2 separate regions of the Homo sapiens genome follow, and region 1 is linked to region 2. A link is an interaction called in ENCODE POLR2A ChIA-PET data of the cell type or tissue named here. Cell type or tissue: A673. All regions are shown on one strand. Links, peaks and the distances in the headings refer to the core of each region. The heading gives the core; the rest is flanking DNA. Region 1 has its middle 14 kb from the start of HMGB1. Region 2 overlaps LINC00385 (long intergenic non-protein coding RNA 385).

Evidence for each region. ChIA-PET counts read pairs that join two places held together with the same protein. Peaks named below come from ENCODE experiments on the same cell type or tissue, not always from the same donor. Only the 100,000 strongest peaks of a DNase experiment are listed, where the experiment ranks them.
Region 1: POLR2A ChIA-PET joins it to region 2 with 5 read pairs; 4 of 35 experiments call an interaction of 5 or more read pairs at or near these places.

Annotation. Positions count from the first base shown.
Region 1 is chr13:30,476,265-30,483,609 of GRCh38, reverse strand. It overlaps a transcript of HMGB1 not described here. Among named protein-coding and RNA genes, the nearest start is that of HMGB1, 14 kb to the right of the region's middle. In A673, for the core only: no CTCF peak of the experiment used is centred there; no DNase peak of the experiment used is centred there.
Region 2 is chr13:30,164,689-30,172,033 of GRCh38, reverse strand. It overlaps LINC00385 (long intergenic non-protein coding RNA 385), which reads right to left. Exons shown (of 2, transcript NR_187533.1): 2 at 3,003-3,448. Among named protein-coding and RNA genes, the nearest start is that of LINC00385, 15 kb to the right of the region's middle. RefSeq lists an enhancer at 2,412-2,681. In A673, for the core only: no CTCF peak of the experiment used is centred there; no DNase peak of the experiment used is centred there; H3K27ac peaks cover 677 bases.

The DNA.
Region 1 (7,345 bases), core at 1,546-6,545, 310 kb before region 2:
CACGTTCTCTTGTGGGCAACAGGGAGTCATGCAGGAATTATTTAAGCAGAGGAACATCACGATCATAATGTCATAATTTACCTTAGAAACGTCACTCGGAGTTTCCTAACACTAAGGCCCAGGGTTGGAGTAGAGTGAGCAGGAGAAGGTGGCCTCGGAAATGAAGGGAAGTGACAGGGATCAGAGACACACATTAAAGAGGTAGGATCCCTAGGACTGGAGGGTTTGCTGGTTGCGGGGAGTGAGGGAAAGGAGGAGTTAATGATGATACTCAGGTTTCTGGGCCGGGCAACTGAGTGAGAGGACCCCCAGAGGAAGTTTTAATGATGAGCACAAAGGTGATTCTTTATGGCCGTGCCAGGCTTCCAAGCCCTGGTGGATGCAGAATGGAGTGGGGTCTTGTGTTTGCTTTGCTCACTCACCTGTGGGTGAGGAGTGCTGGGCTGCTACCCCTTGGCTATATTCTCTGACCTGTCATCTTAACATTAGGACAATTGCTCCTCAATAATTGGTAAAGGACCAGCCATGGTGGCTCACACTATAATTCCAGCACTTTAGGAGGCCGAGGCAGGAGGATTGCTTAAGGCCAGAAGTTCGGGACCAGCCTGGGCAACAGGATATAGCTATACCCTGTCTCTACGGAAAAAAAAAAAAAATAGCTGGTGTTGGTGGTGTGCACTTGTAGTCCTAGATACCCAGGAGGCTGAGGCATGAGGATGGCTTGAGCCCGGGAGGTCAAGGCTACAGTGAGCTATGATCACACCACTGTACTCCAGCCTGGGCAACAGAATAAGACTCTGTCTCTATTTAAACAACAACAAAAAAAAAAATTGGTAAAGACCTCACTTTTTATTTTATTTTTTTTATTTCCCGCAAAGACCCTTGAAGTCGCTACCAATGTCATTTGCTACCTTTGGAGTGCATCTTTCTGATACTGTTGGTTTTAATGACAAAGGCCAGAACGGGAAAGAGACAGACATGGAAGGTGTCGAGTCAGACTTGGCTTCAGAGCCAGAAAGATGGGTTTGGAACACTAGCTGGGTAAGCTTAGGCAACCTTAATTTCCTCACCTGTAAAATAAGGAAAATAACACCCACCCCAAAGGCTTGATGTGATAATTATAATGAGGTAAAGTATTTATGATCCTAGCAGATGGTGAATGCCCAGTAAATATTAGTTTCTGCCCCCTCCTGGCCCCACCATAGACGCTTGCGGCCTGAGCCCCACTGTCTGCTAACTAATAAAACATGAGCTTGGTCTTTACCATCTTGATCTCCCTGTTGCTTTTGTGTGTAGGTTTTTGTTTTATTTAATCTTTCGGACAATGAGAGAAGGGAAGAGAAAAGAGAAAGGGAGAGGAGGAGGGACACGGAATGATACAAACTCAATTTAGAACTTTCCTAAGTGAAAATGTTGCCTGAAAGAGTACCTTCAGGTGTCCTGCCTCAGTTCTTTCTCCAAGAGAAATATTAACCTATGTGACAATAATATGTGTCTACAGTAGCACATTTAAGACTAAGAATACCTCGAGGCAGGCAGATCACTTGAGATCAGGAGTTCAAGACCAGCCTGGCCAATATGGTGAAACCCCGTTTCTACTAAAAATACAAAAATTAGCTGGGCGTGGTGGCACACACCTGTAGTCCCAGATACTCAGGAGGCTGAGGCAGGAGAATCGCTTGAACCTGGGAGGCGGAGGTTGTGGTGAGCCAAGAGGCACCACTGCACTGGTGACAGAGCAAGACTCCATTTCAAAAGAAAAAAAAAAGAAAGACTTAAGAATACCTACATGGAGCTGGCATATCAGGCTAATGAGTAAGACAGAAGCTTCCTGGCCTTCCAAGACTGCGTCCTTTTTCCCTTGAGCACCAGCCTTGGATAACTAGGGTCTGACAGAGGCACGCTTCAAGAGTGGAGCCTCAGTAGAGGTTTACTGTTTTCATCATGATGGCAGATGTGTTGTGTCCCATCCACTGATTTTGCCCCACCGGGGGAGCCAGTCTTCATCCTTGAATCTTATAGTCCTAAGGTATGATGGGATTGGCATCTCAATTTAGAAAAATGCCAGGCCTCCGCCTTGGGTCCTGTCCAAATCTTTCAGCTTTTGGAGATACGCATTCTTTCTTATTACTCCTTCTGGACATAGATAAGATCTAACCCTTCATTTAGCGTTTAGCGGTTAGTGCTTGCAATCTCCCTCAGGCCACCTTTCTTAGATGTTGGGTAGCTTCGGAATGTTTTGGCATTGGCTTCCGCTCTCCAGCCTTCACTCTTCCCCTTCTTGGCATTCTCTTTTTCTGTTGCTGTAGCAGATCTTCTTCTAATCTCATCTGTGTGTTTTTTTTTTCTCCATCAAAAAATCCCTCTGAAAAAGATCGAAAGTTCAGTTCTAGCCACTGAAGAATGTATAGATACATGAAAGTGTTTTTTTGAGTCTTCTAATTGTCTTTAACAAACATACAGTACTTGAAAACAACTTGTTATCATATAATACTTAGGTCAGGACATAGTTTCTACCTGCAAGTTTACATTTATTTCTTAAGGTAAGGTTAAAGAAAAAAAAACACACACAAGAGGAAAAAGATTCAAGAGACTAATATTACACCTCTTTAAAAGGCAGAGCAGGAAACCATAGGGAGAGTCTCACAAAAATCCATTCTTCTGCTTGGGATGAGATTATTGATTTCCTTAGTTACTACTTTTCCCTGAAGTGTTGAAATAAGTGCCTTTTGATGCTTGGACTTGAGAAAAACTTGTTCCCCAAAGCCATTTGGCACGTATAAATCCCAGGAACTAGGTACTTTAGGCACTGTGTTTGCCAAGCATGAGAGAGAAGGGCGGGGAGGGGAGGAGACAGAAAAAGGAGCGAGGGAAGGAGGGAAAGTGGCTGTACTAGGTGCCAGAGGAACCATAGCACTGCGTGAGAGCGACCGACATAGAAGGGAGCAGGTCCTCACTGAGGCCTGGCTCTCCTTCTCTGAGTTCTACCAGCTTCACCCAGGGCATCTACATCACCCACACTGCTCCTGTGAAACTGGGCTAATTTCATGCAAATCTAAATAGGTTTCATCCAAATGTAAAACCTACAGCTGAGTGCAGTGGTCTCCTGTAGTTCCAGCTATTCAGGAGCCTGAGGCAGGAGGATCCCTTGAGCCTGGGCAACATAGTGAGACCCCATCTCTAAAATTAAAATAAACAAACAAATATATATGTAAGGAAAACCTAGACTGAATTCATTGAATTTAGTGAATACACATTTTGTTGTCAAAGTGAATATTCTACACATCTCTAAAATTAAAATAAATGAACAAATATATAAATAAATGAAACGTAGACTGAATTCATTGAATTTAACGAATACATATTTTGGTGTCAAAGTAAATATTCCACACAAGGCAATACATTTTGAAGGAGTTTATGAACTTCTATGATTTCTGGTTATATGTAGAAAATCACATGCTTTAACTTCCGAAAGCATCTTTATTGTCACACAGTAAATATTTAAAAGGAGAGATTGGGTTTTAGCAGCAGAGGAGGGGGAAGGACATTACAGGCCAGAGAAACAGTGTGACCAGAATCTTGAAGGTGGGAAAGTACAAGGTCCAGTTTGATTAGAAATCAGGAGGGCAGCAGGAGGGAAAGCAAGAGAGAAACTGCCAGATTAGGGAGGGCCCTGAGGGCCAGAAGAGGATTTTGTAGTTAATTTGGAAGAAAACATTGTAATTAAATAAAAAGTTTTTAAAGCAGTGGAGCTGTATGCATTAGGAAAATTATAATAACATCCAACATCTGTTGATCATTTACAGTGTTCTAAGCGATTTACACTGTAGGCTGAGCTCTTTAGGTATATGAGCTCATTGAAACTCACAACACTCTTGCAAAGGTGATATCATCATTTTATGGAAGCAGCTGAGGCTCAGAGAGGTTCATTCACTTTGCCCAAGGTGACACAGCTAGTAAGCACCAGGACCAGGATTTTAAACTTAGAGGTGTCCGGTTCCAAAGCCTCCATTCTTAACCACAAAATAATAAATGCCAGAACAAAAGAAGTGAAAAAAAGAATTCAAAAACTCTTGTGACTTAAATGTTACTGAAGTTGGTGTGAGGGGAGAGGAGAAAGGGGAGTCAAAAACAACTGCTAGAATTTGAGCCAGTGTGGGAATTCTGCAGGTAGTGAAATCGGAAAGAGGTAAGGTTTAGAGGGCAAACTGGAGAGCTTGCAAAACTGGTGAGTGGTGGGAATAGGAGTCTGAAGTCCAGGATACAGCCTGGGGCTGGAATGGAAATCAAGGGTCATTTACATAATGACAGTGTTTAAAACGCCTCTAAGAAGAGTTGGTCACTGAGGTCTTAAAGAGAGCAGAAGAGAAGCAAAGATTCGGACTAAGGTCCAAATTACAGGGAAAGAATGAATAGCTATTAGAGAAGACACATCAATAGTGACAAGAGGTAAAAGTTTAGAGCTATGATAAATGTGCATATTTATCTTTACAGGGAATATTTCCCCATAGGGAACAGTTTCTAGAGTAATGCTGAATTTGTAAAATTATCTGAATCTTTGAGTCCTCTAGTAGCACATTTCTTCTCTTAGAAATTGGGATTTGGCCCAGCTATTTGGGAGGCTGAGGCACGAGAATCGCTTGAACCCGGGAGGCAGAGGTTGCAGTGAGCTGAGATCGCGCCACTGCACTCCAGCCTAGGTGACAGAGGGAGACTCTGTCTCAAAAAAAAAAAAAAAGAAAAGAAAAGAAAAGAAAAAAGAAATTGGGATTTGGGGGCTGGGCACCGTGTGGCTCATGCCTATAATCCCAGCACTTTGGGAGGCTGAGGTGGGAAGATCACTTGAGCCCAAGAGTTTGAGGCTGCAGTGAGCTATGATTGTGCCAATGCACTCCAGCCTGGGCAACAGAGCAAGAACCTGTCTCAAAAAAGAAAAGAAAAAGAAAGCAAAGATTATCTTCCATCAGAAATAAATATGATTAACATTTATTAGTATATTCTTTCAGTCTTTTCTGGATTCATACATACTCTTTTTCAAACAGGGATCCTTCTGAAAATAGTTTTTCTCACAAGATATTGTGTATATTTTTGCAAGGCATTCAGTTTAGTATTCATAAGAATTTGATAGTGTTATAATGATAATAATGCATCATAAAGGCAGATTAAAATGCATTTAGCCAAACCTCTCATTGGACATCTAGGTTGTTTCCACATTATAAATAATGCTGCAATTCATAATTTTTTTAATTAAAAATAATTCTTTTTAGAGACAGGGTCTCACTCTGTCCCCAGGCTGGAGTGTGTCTATTCACAGGTACAATGACAGCTCACTGCAGCCTTGAACTCCCGGGCCCAAGTGATCCTCCTGCCTTGGCCTCCCAAAGTACTGGGAATACAGGAGTGAGCCACCATGCCTGGCCACTTTTTACTTATTTCTGAATATTTCCTAGAAGCAAAATCACTGGTCAAATGCCATGAGTGTGTTCAATGCAGAGTTCATTTCTGAACATGACTATCAATTTGCTGGTAGTACTTATGTTAGACTGTAGTGAACCATGCTATCTCTTTCCTACTTCCTCATTTCCATTCTTGTAAGTCAAAAGGAAACCTTACAACAAGGATCAACAGCAACCTTTCAGAAAAAGCATACACGTTTTTTGTTGTTGATTTTTTTTTTCTTTAACACCTTCAGGTATGGGTTAGCAGTCACCCTCTGTTTACCCTTACAAACCGCTTTGGGCACTCAGTGTTTTTTAAACAAAGAGGCCTGGTAACTTGGATGGTAAGGCTGTCTGTCCCAACCGGTCCAGCTCCTCACTGGCAGAGGGACTTCTGCATTTCCAGCCTGTGATTTTAGTTAGAGGCAAATCCAAGGTGGGGAGCCTCACTCAGGTGAGGAAGATATTTGTCAGGTCTGCTAGGATTTCTCTCCCAGGCTTCAGAAATTTGCAAGCATCTTTGCATTTCCTGGCATTCTCTGGCCTGGAATGCTGTTTTTTGTCTTGGGCCTCCCTGGCAGAGCAAGGCAGTCCCCTTTTCTGTCTTCAGAGCCTTTCTCTGGGCTTGGGACAGGCCCACTGTGTTGGCACAAGCTTCATTTGGTCTGCTGGGGAGCTTGGCTGCAGGCTCTGGGTGCTCGGCATCTCCCCTGGCTGCTCCTTTCTGTCCTATTCAATCAGCCTCAGCACCTGCACTTGTCAGTTAGGCCTGATGTTACCCTGGATGGGAAATGGAACTTCTTTACTGTTGCTCTAATTCCATGTTTCACAAACCGCAGGGCCTATGGATGGATTGGGAAGTAAATTTAAAATGTGAAGGAAAAAAAAATCGGAGTCCATCGCAACAATGGTAGGTATTGTTTCATTAAACTTTTTTCAGATTTTATATATGCAAACTGTAAGGGTCCTATTCAAAGACCTTGAAAGCCAAGAATGTGAACTGTGCATTTCAAACGTATGTCAGTATTCCTATGGGGCTGTGATGCATATTTAGGTGGGGAAATGTGATACCGTTTTTATTTTATTAGCTAGGCTAATAACCGCAAGATCATATGGCTTTAGTGGAGAAAACACAAGGCTTTGGACTCAGAACTGGGTCAATATTGTTGCTAACTAGCTGTGTGACCTTGGACAATTCAACGAATCTCTCTGAGCCTCCCTTAGTATTGCCTGTAAAAGACAGATAAGCATCCTGGCCTTATAGGATTACTGTTAGGATTAAACAAAATCTTTTTTTTTTTTTTTTGAGACAGAATCTCGCTCTTTTGCCCAGGCTGGAGCACAGTGGTATGATCTTGGCTCTCTCTAACCTTCGCCTCCTGGGTTCAAGTGATTCTCGTGCCTCAACCTCCCTAGTATCTGGGATCACAGGCACACGCCACCACACTCAGCTAATACTTTTGTACTTTTAGTAGAGCTGGGGTTTTGCCATGTTGGCCAGGCTGGTCTTGAACTCCTGGGCTCAAGTGATCCACCCACCTCTGCCTCCCAAAATGCTGGGATTACAAGCGTGAGCCATCACACCAGCCATAAACAAAATACTCTATGTATAGTGCTTAGCACATGGGAGACACATGCTAAATAAAGCTTGTTGTCTAGTCTTTTGTCTGGGCCATAAGACATCCTCTCTTGGCAGCACAGCCACTCTCTTCCTCATCTCAAGAGTACATGCTGGCTGGGCGCGATGGCTCAGGCCTGTAATCCCAGCACTTTGGGAGGCTGAGGTGGGCAGAACACTTGAGGTCAGGAGTTCGAGACCAGTCTGGCCAACATGGTGAAACCCCATCTCTACTGAAAATACAAAAAATTAGCTGAGTGTGGTGGCTTGCGCCTGTAATCCCACTACT
Region 2 (7,345 bases), core at 715-5,714:
CTTGCCTGATATTTCTCCCGCTGGCTCCTTTCTTGTTAGGGCCAAGCTACCTGGAGTCTGGACTGCCGGGCCCCCCGGCTCTACTCTCTAACCACCACCTATGGACTCCTGCCTGCTTCATCTTCATCAAACACCTCTTGGCATGCACGTCACTTTCTCTTTGGCCCAAAAATATTTAATGGCCCCCATAATGAAAAGTTAAATTCATTAGCAGGTTTAAATTAATTAAACAGGCAAAAAATAAAATTCACTAGCAAAGTATTTAAAACCCTCCCAAATGCGTCTCCTTTGTCTCTCCCCTGCCCCTTCTCGTTACCTTCCAACACACTGCTTTCTTTCTGACCTTCAAGCCTTTCTCAGTTTCTCCTCTCCCTAAAGTCTTGCCTTCCTGGAGCTCCTTGGCCACCTTGAGGACAGCCCCTGCATCTTAGAGCAGTGACTGCTGGCCTCACTTCCTTGACTTTGATTTTAGTTTTCCTGGAAACAACGTTGTCTTTTTCTACTTTCCAGCCCATTTCTCCTCACTGGACACTTGAGCTTCTTAGGAACCAGGCCGGTGCCTCCCATGCCTCCCGCCTTGCCTCCTGGCATCTCCAGCACCCACATAGCACCGTGTGGTCTCAGGCAAGGCTGCTGCTGGTGGGCTGTGTCCCAAGAGGTGACCGGGGCACTCACAGAGAATGCAGCTCGTGTACTCAGACAGGCATGGACTGGCCTTGTCTATTTTACTCTGTGAGCAGGTCTGAACCTGGAAATGCTCTTTTCTTTATTTTAGTCTTGAGAAAGATTCATTTTGTTGTGAATGCTGTCTCTACAAAGGGAGAGTCCTTGTTGGGACTAGGATAAAATTATCAAAATTAGTCCCAGAAACAGCAGTAATTTAGGAATGCCTTACCTTATCCTGAGGTCGTTTATTCAGCAAAGGTTGATGTGCCTTGCTAGTGAGAAGCACCCTGCAAGCTATTGGAATCACCGTTCCTGTCTTCCAGGACTGGGAAGAGAGGCAGATAAATGCATGGACATATTTTTTTCCAGAGTCAGAAGTGCTGCAGGAGCATAGGCACGTGGTGTGGGTGCCCCCGGGAGAGACACCTCACACAGTCAGGAGGGTGCAGGGAAATTTCCTGCGGAGGGGCTGTCTCAAAAGATGGACGGGAATCAGTAGAGAAGGGGAGGCAGAGAGGCTATACCAGTCAGAAGGAACGGTGGGTATGAAGGCCGGGAGGTGAGAAGAGAGCATGGTGCACTCTTAGAAACAACAGAGGAAGTTTAGAGCGCCACACGCACGAGGGTGGGGTAGGTGGTGCAGGGGCCGGATTATAAAAAACTGGCAATGCTGTGTTGAGGATTTAGACTCAGAATAGAGTATTTTGACAGGCAGCCTCTGAGACAGCTTCTGGGAAGTGTTCCCTCCTCTTCTATTTTTTGGAAGAATCTGTGAAAGATTGATGTTAATTCTTCATTAAATGTTTGGTAGAATTCATCAGTGAAGCCATCTGGTCATGGGCTTTTATTTCGTGGGACATTTTTTGATGACTAATTCAACATCTTTCTTGTTATAGGTATATTCAGATTTTTCTCTTTCTGAGTTTCAGCAGTTTGTGCGTTTCTATAAATGTGTCCATTTCATCTAGGTTATCTAATTTGTTGGCATATAACTGCTTGTAGTATTTCCTTCAAACTCTAGTTTTGCAAGTAATGCCCTTTCTCCGTACCTGATTTTAGTAATTTGAGTCTTCTCTCTTTTTTTCTTGGTCAGTTTAGTTAAATGTTTTGTGATTTTGGAGATCATTTGGTTTTATCGATTTTTCTCTATTTTAAAAATTCTCCATTTTATTTATTTTCTTTCTAATCTTTATTATTTTCTTCCTGATGCTTATTTTTGGGTTTAGTTTGTTTTTCTAATTTCTGAGGATGGAATGTTAGATTATTAATATGAGACTTTTCCTTTTTTCTTAAAAATACATGTTTACAGCTACGAAATTCCCTATAAGCACTGCTTTAGTGCATCCTTCATTGTTGCTATGTTGTGTTTTCATTTTCATTCATCTCAAAGCATTTTTAAGTTTATTATGGGAATTGGCTCACACGACTTTAGAGGCCCAGAAGTTCCCTGATAGGCTCTCTGGAAGTCAGATTCTGCTCCATCCCCTGGGCCTGTTGTTGTTGCTGTTTGTTGCTATTATTTTACTCAGGGATATTTCTAAATATCTTCTGTAAAGTCTATATTCTTTATCATGTTTAGCCACTGAGCTCTCTGCTCAATCAGCTCAGTGGTCAGTTAATGAATGGACAGAGGTTTCCTTGAACGCCAGTGACCAGTAAATCTCCCAGTCCTTGGAAAGCTGCTGTGTGTGCACGTTGGACACTCCTTCAACACTCAGCCAGGCAGTTGAAACTGTGCCTTAGCTTTCACTTTCTGGTTTTACAGAGCCCCAAGATCAGCCAGAAGTGAGCTCTTGGGGCCTTCTTAGGTCTTTTCTGAGCATGTGCACAGCCCTGGACACATGCAGAGTCCTACACATGCCCATGACCTTCTAGATGCCCAGAAAGTGGGTGAAGCTTGTCTAAGACCCCATGGAGAGCTCATTCCCCAGATTTTACTTTTATGGTTTTTGATCAGCTTATTGTCTGCCCAACTGTGATCCACAGCCTTAGGCAGCCACAAAGCACCCAGCCAGAAAGTTAAACAACAGTCTCTAATTTTTTTATTTTTATTTTTTTACAAACACCCCTGGAGAAAAGCCTTTTGCACTAGGTGAGCTCTAAGTCAGGTCTAATAAAGATGACCTTATAAGTGCAGTCTTCCAGGGGACTACTAGAGAGGCTAACTAATGACGATTCCATGGGAATGAGGCTTTAAAGGACCCCCGACTCCATTTCTCTCTCTCTGATAGCTACCAGGCTGCTGTCTTTTACTGTGATTGTTAGTTTTCTAGGGAACCACCACGTGGGAGATAGGGAGATAGGAATAGGGCAAGTTGAAACACCACAAAGTTTGCTGTTCATACCAAGACTCAGCCATTTTAATTAAATAAAAGCTTCCCGGATTATTCCAAGCCTTTGGTGGTTAACTTTCAGAGTTCTAGAAAAGTTGATTTTGACATTTTTTGCCAGTTTTCTTGCCTTTTTTTTTGAGGAGAGAATTTTTTGATTGTCAATTATTAATTGGTCAATTATTAGTCCATTTGGATGATCTGTTATCAATCAGTTTTATGTTCAGAGGATCACTCTGGTCCTAGTATGTGGAAGACACTGGGGTTTGAGGAAGGCTGGAGTGAGAGGATTGAGTTGGGAGTTTCATGGTCAACAGGCAACAGATGATGGAAACCTGCACTGAGGCGGTAGCAGCGGAGACACCACCCAGACAGTTCAGATGTGCCAGATGATTACAGCTTGCCAGGTTCTGTGTTCAGTGCTTTGCTTCCTCTTTTGTACATCATCGTACCTATTTTAACAATGATAAAAGTATTAATACCTTGCCCAAGGTCACACAGCTAAAATGGGGTTAGAGCAGGTTTTGGAATCTATATTTGTGTGACTTTAAAATCCATGTTTATAATCACTACCCTGCATTTCTAGATGCAGGCTTAATGACTATAGTAAAAAAATTATTCATTTGACAAACATTTATTGATGACATGTTATGTGCAGGTACTATTCTGGGGGCTGGGGAAATAATAGTGAACAATATAGAAAAAAACTGGCCAGGCATGGTGGCTTACGCCTATAATTCCAGCACTTTAGGAGGCCAAGACAGGGGGATTATTTGAGGTCAGGAGTTTGAGACCAGCCTGGCCAACATGGTGAAACCCCATCTCTACTAAAAATACAAAAATTAGCCAGGCTGGTGGTGCATGCCTGTAACCCCAGCTACTAGGGAGGCTAAGGCAGGAGAATCACTTGAACCCAGGAGACAGAGGTTGCAGAGAGCTGAGATAGTGCCACTACACTCCAGGCTGGGCAATAGAGTGAGACTGCATCTCAAAAAAAAAAAAAAAAAAAAAAAAAGAAAAAAACTCCCTGTTCTCATGGTGCTTACATTCTCATTGGCAAAGGCAGACAATGAAAAAGATATATATGTGTGCGTTATCTTATGTAGGGTAGTGACACATGTTAAAATACAATAAGGAGAGAAAGAGGGCATTGGGTGGGTGTGGGTGGATGTTTGTATTAGTCCGTTTTCACACTGTTGATAAAAACATACCCGAGACTAGGCAAATTACAAAAGAAAGAGGTTTAATGGACTTACAGTTTCACATGGCTGGGGAGGCCTCACAATCATGATGGAAGGCAAGGAGGAGCAAGTCGCATCTTATGTGGATGGTGGCAGGCAAAGAGAGAGCTTGGGCAGGGTAACTCCTTCTTATAAAACCATCAGGTCTCATGAGGCATATTCACTATCACGAGAACAGCACAAGAAAGACCTGACCCCCAGGATTCAATTACATCCCACTGGGTCCTTCCCACAGCACGTGGGAATTCAAGACGAGATTTGGGTGGGGACACAGACAAACCATGTCAATGTTTAAATAAAGTAGCCAGGTAAGGCCTCACTTGAGAGCGATGTTTGAGTAAGGACCTGAAGTCGGGGGAGGAGTCACATGTATATTCAGGTGAACAGTATTGCGGGCAGAGGAAGCAGCAAGTGGGCGCAAAGGCCCTGAGTGGGAACAGCAAGGAGCTTGGGTGGTGAATGAAGCTGATTGAGCGCAGGGGAAGAGTCTGAGGAGATGAGGACAGAGAAGGAATGAGGATTCAGATCCCTCGGACCTTGCAGGCCACTGACAGGAGTTTGACTTTGCAGAGCAACGTGATTAGAAGGATGACTGATTTTTGTGTTGAGAACAGGGAGACAAGGCCAGAAGCTGAAAGGCCAGGCAGGAAGCTGTGCAGTAATCCAGGAAAGAGCAGTAGCAGTGTGGCCAGAAGTGGGAGCAGCAGCAAGGTGAGAAGCAGTCAGCCTCTGTAGACTGTATTTTGCAGGTGGAGCTTACAGGATTTACTGAGGGCCTGGAGGTAGGGAGTGTGGAAAGAAAACTGTCAAGGATGACTTCAAGTTGTTGGGCTTGAGCAACTGGAAGGATGGAGTTGTCCTTGCTGAGATGCGGCAGAGTGGGAGGAAGAGGTCTGGGGAATTGGAGCAAGGCTGAGTCTGGGGCTGTTTCGCTTGAGTTACTGATTCAACATCCTCACGGAGCTTCCTAGTAGGCAGATGTATAAACAAGTCTGTCGTTGAGGGAAGGCATGAACATATAGATGGCATTGAAAGCCATGAGTCTGGATGAGCAGGAGTAGGCGGGACGAGAGGACCCAGAAATGACCAATACCAGCCTCCTGGTTCAGGGTGTGAGGGTTGGACAGCATGGACGAGAATACTGGAGAAGCACAGCCCTCTGTCCCTCCTCAGCCTTGTCTCCCACCCTGTCTGCCTCTATAGAGGTATTATTGCATTAATGACATTCACATTAACAACCTTGATTCATAAATAGAAATAAATGAGCAAAGCAACAGCGCGGGGTGAGGCTGAGCACCCAGGTGTGCACTCTGCACTCGGTGCTCCCTCTTGGGCCATCTCAGTAAAGTTCCCTGTACTTCCAGAGGGCAAAGAGCTCTGACGTTAATTTTTAAAAGATTTCTACCAAAGAAAGTGAAACCTTAATTAAGCGTACATCTGAAATTCAAACAGATCAGCTCAGTTTTTGGTAAAATGAATTCACATGGACTAGCTCTTGCCCAGGGACATTGGATAAATGAGAATTGCTGCGTGTGAGTTAAATCAAGGTAGGGGGAGTTGGGAATCAGGGGAAGGAATTCATTCAAGTCCTCCTAGTCCAGGATCAATGACCATCCATTCATTCCTCAGCACTCTCCCCAGGCTGACAATGGGCACGGTTTGCTGGAGAGAGTTCGTATTCCCTGCTCGTATTAATCTTCCCTTTCCAGGGAGCTTGCCAGTTTGCTGAGGAAAACGCACGTCCCGTCAGCATTGCGGATGTGAATGAGAGCTCTTTGTTCCTCTTGCTCCTCCTGGTGACTGGCCCTCTGCTCTCCCAGAGGGACACCATCTTTTTAATCATTTGCCGCATACGGTTGGCTCAACCCAACCAAGCTTTTCTCTGCGCATCTTGTTGCTGCAATCTGTGGTTATAGTTCTTAAAGAAGAGGATGTGTTTTTCTATCCCCAAGGAATGAAGATTTCCACTTGGCATTGTTTTCCACCATCGTGTTTTTGTTGTTGTTGTAGAAATGGAGCAGAAAATCACTGCTGTTCTTTTATTGCCCAACTGTCCATGCCACTTCCAGTCCTCGGGAAGAAAATTGTTTTTGCAGATTTTATTCAGACATTTGGGTTACTCTTTACTGAAATCTTCACCATTCTTTCCTCTGACCAACTCATAATTCTGTGATGGAAAAAAAACCCCACTATTTTCATATCAGTGAAAAACCATCTGCTATTGTCTCCTTTCATTATTTTGCAAGCCATCACTTTGTCACAGGATATTTGTGAAACAGATGAAATGTTTATGCATATGTCATGCAACTTTACATTTTTAAAAAATTATTCCTGAGCTTTACCTATGTAGCAAACACAATGCTTATAGATAGTACTTCCTTCAATCTTCACAGCAACCAGGTGAGGAAACTTGTTTTTAATCCGATTTTATTAATGAGGCAACTGAAGCCAGAGAACTTGAATATCTTGCCGAAGGCCACACACAAGCTCAGCAGTGAGTGCTCTTCACAATGGCATCTGCTGCCCCTCATGAGATCAACTGCACCTCACAGCAAGAAGCTCTTATTTTCCAAGTTTGTGCATTTTGCATACCAATCACAATTTGAACCAAAATACTTCATGCTTCATTTTTGCCAAAGAGTTTAACACAGTGCATGTCAACTCCTAAAGAGATGCTGCACAGACTCATGCAACCAATTACACTAAGAGTAACAGGTTTGTGTAGGATGGTAAGGCTTAGAACTCCTTTTAAATGGTTTATTTTTCAAACCTGTAGCCCTGATTTAGAGCAAGCATTTTGTACCACTTGAAAGTTTTTGATTATACAACAACCAAAGAGTTATAAAATTTGAGCTATAGTAGCATGACAGGTTAACTCCAGCCAAGAGGCTCAGGTGAAAGAAAGACATGGTGGCAATGAGGAATTTCCATTAAATCTTAATTTCTTTCAGACTCCTAGCAGATACCCTCTCTAGAAGAGGGGGAGTTGGTCAAAAATGTCTTAAACTCATTTGGCAGATATTGGGAGCACCTGCTTACTAAGGTTCTAGGTTGAATGATTAGGGATAGATTTTGACAACGTGCTTGACTTGGTCATAGACTTACATA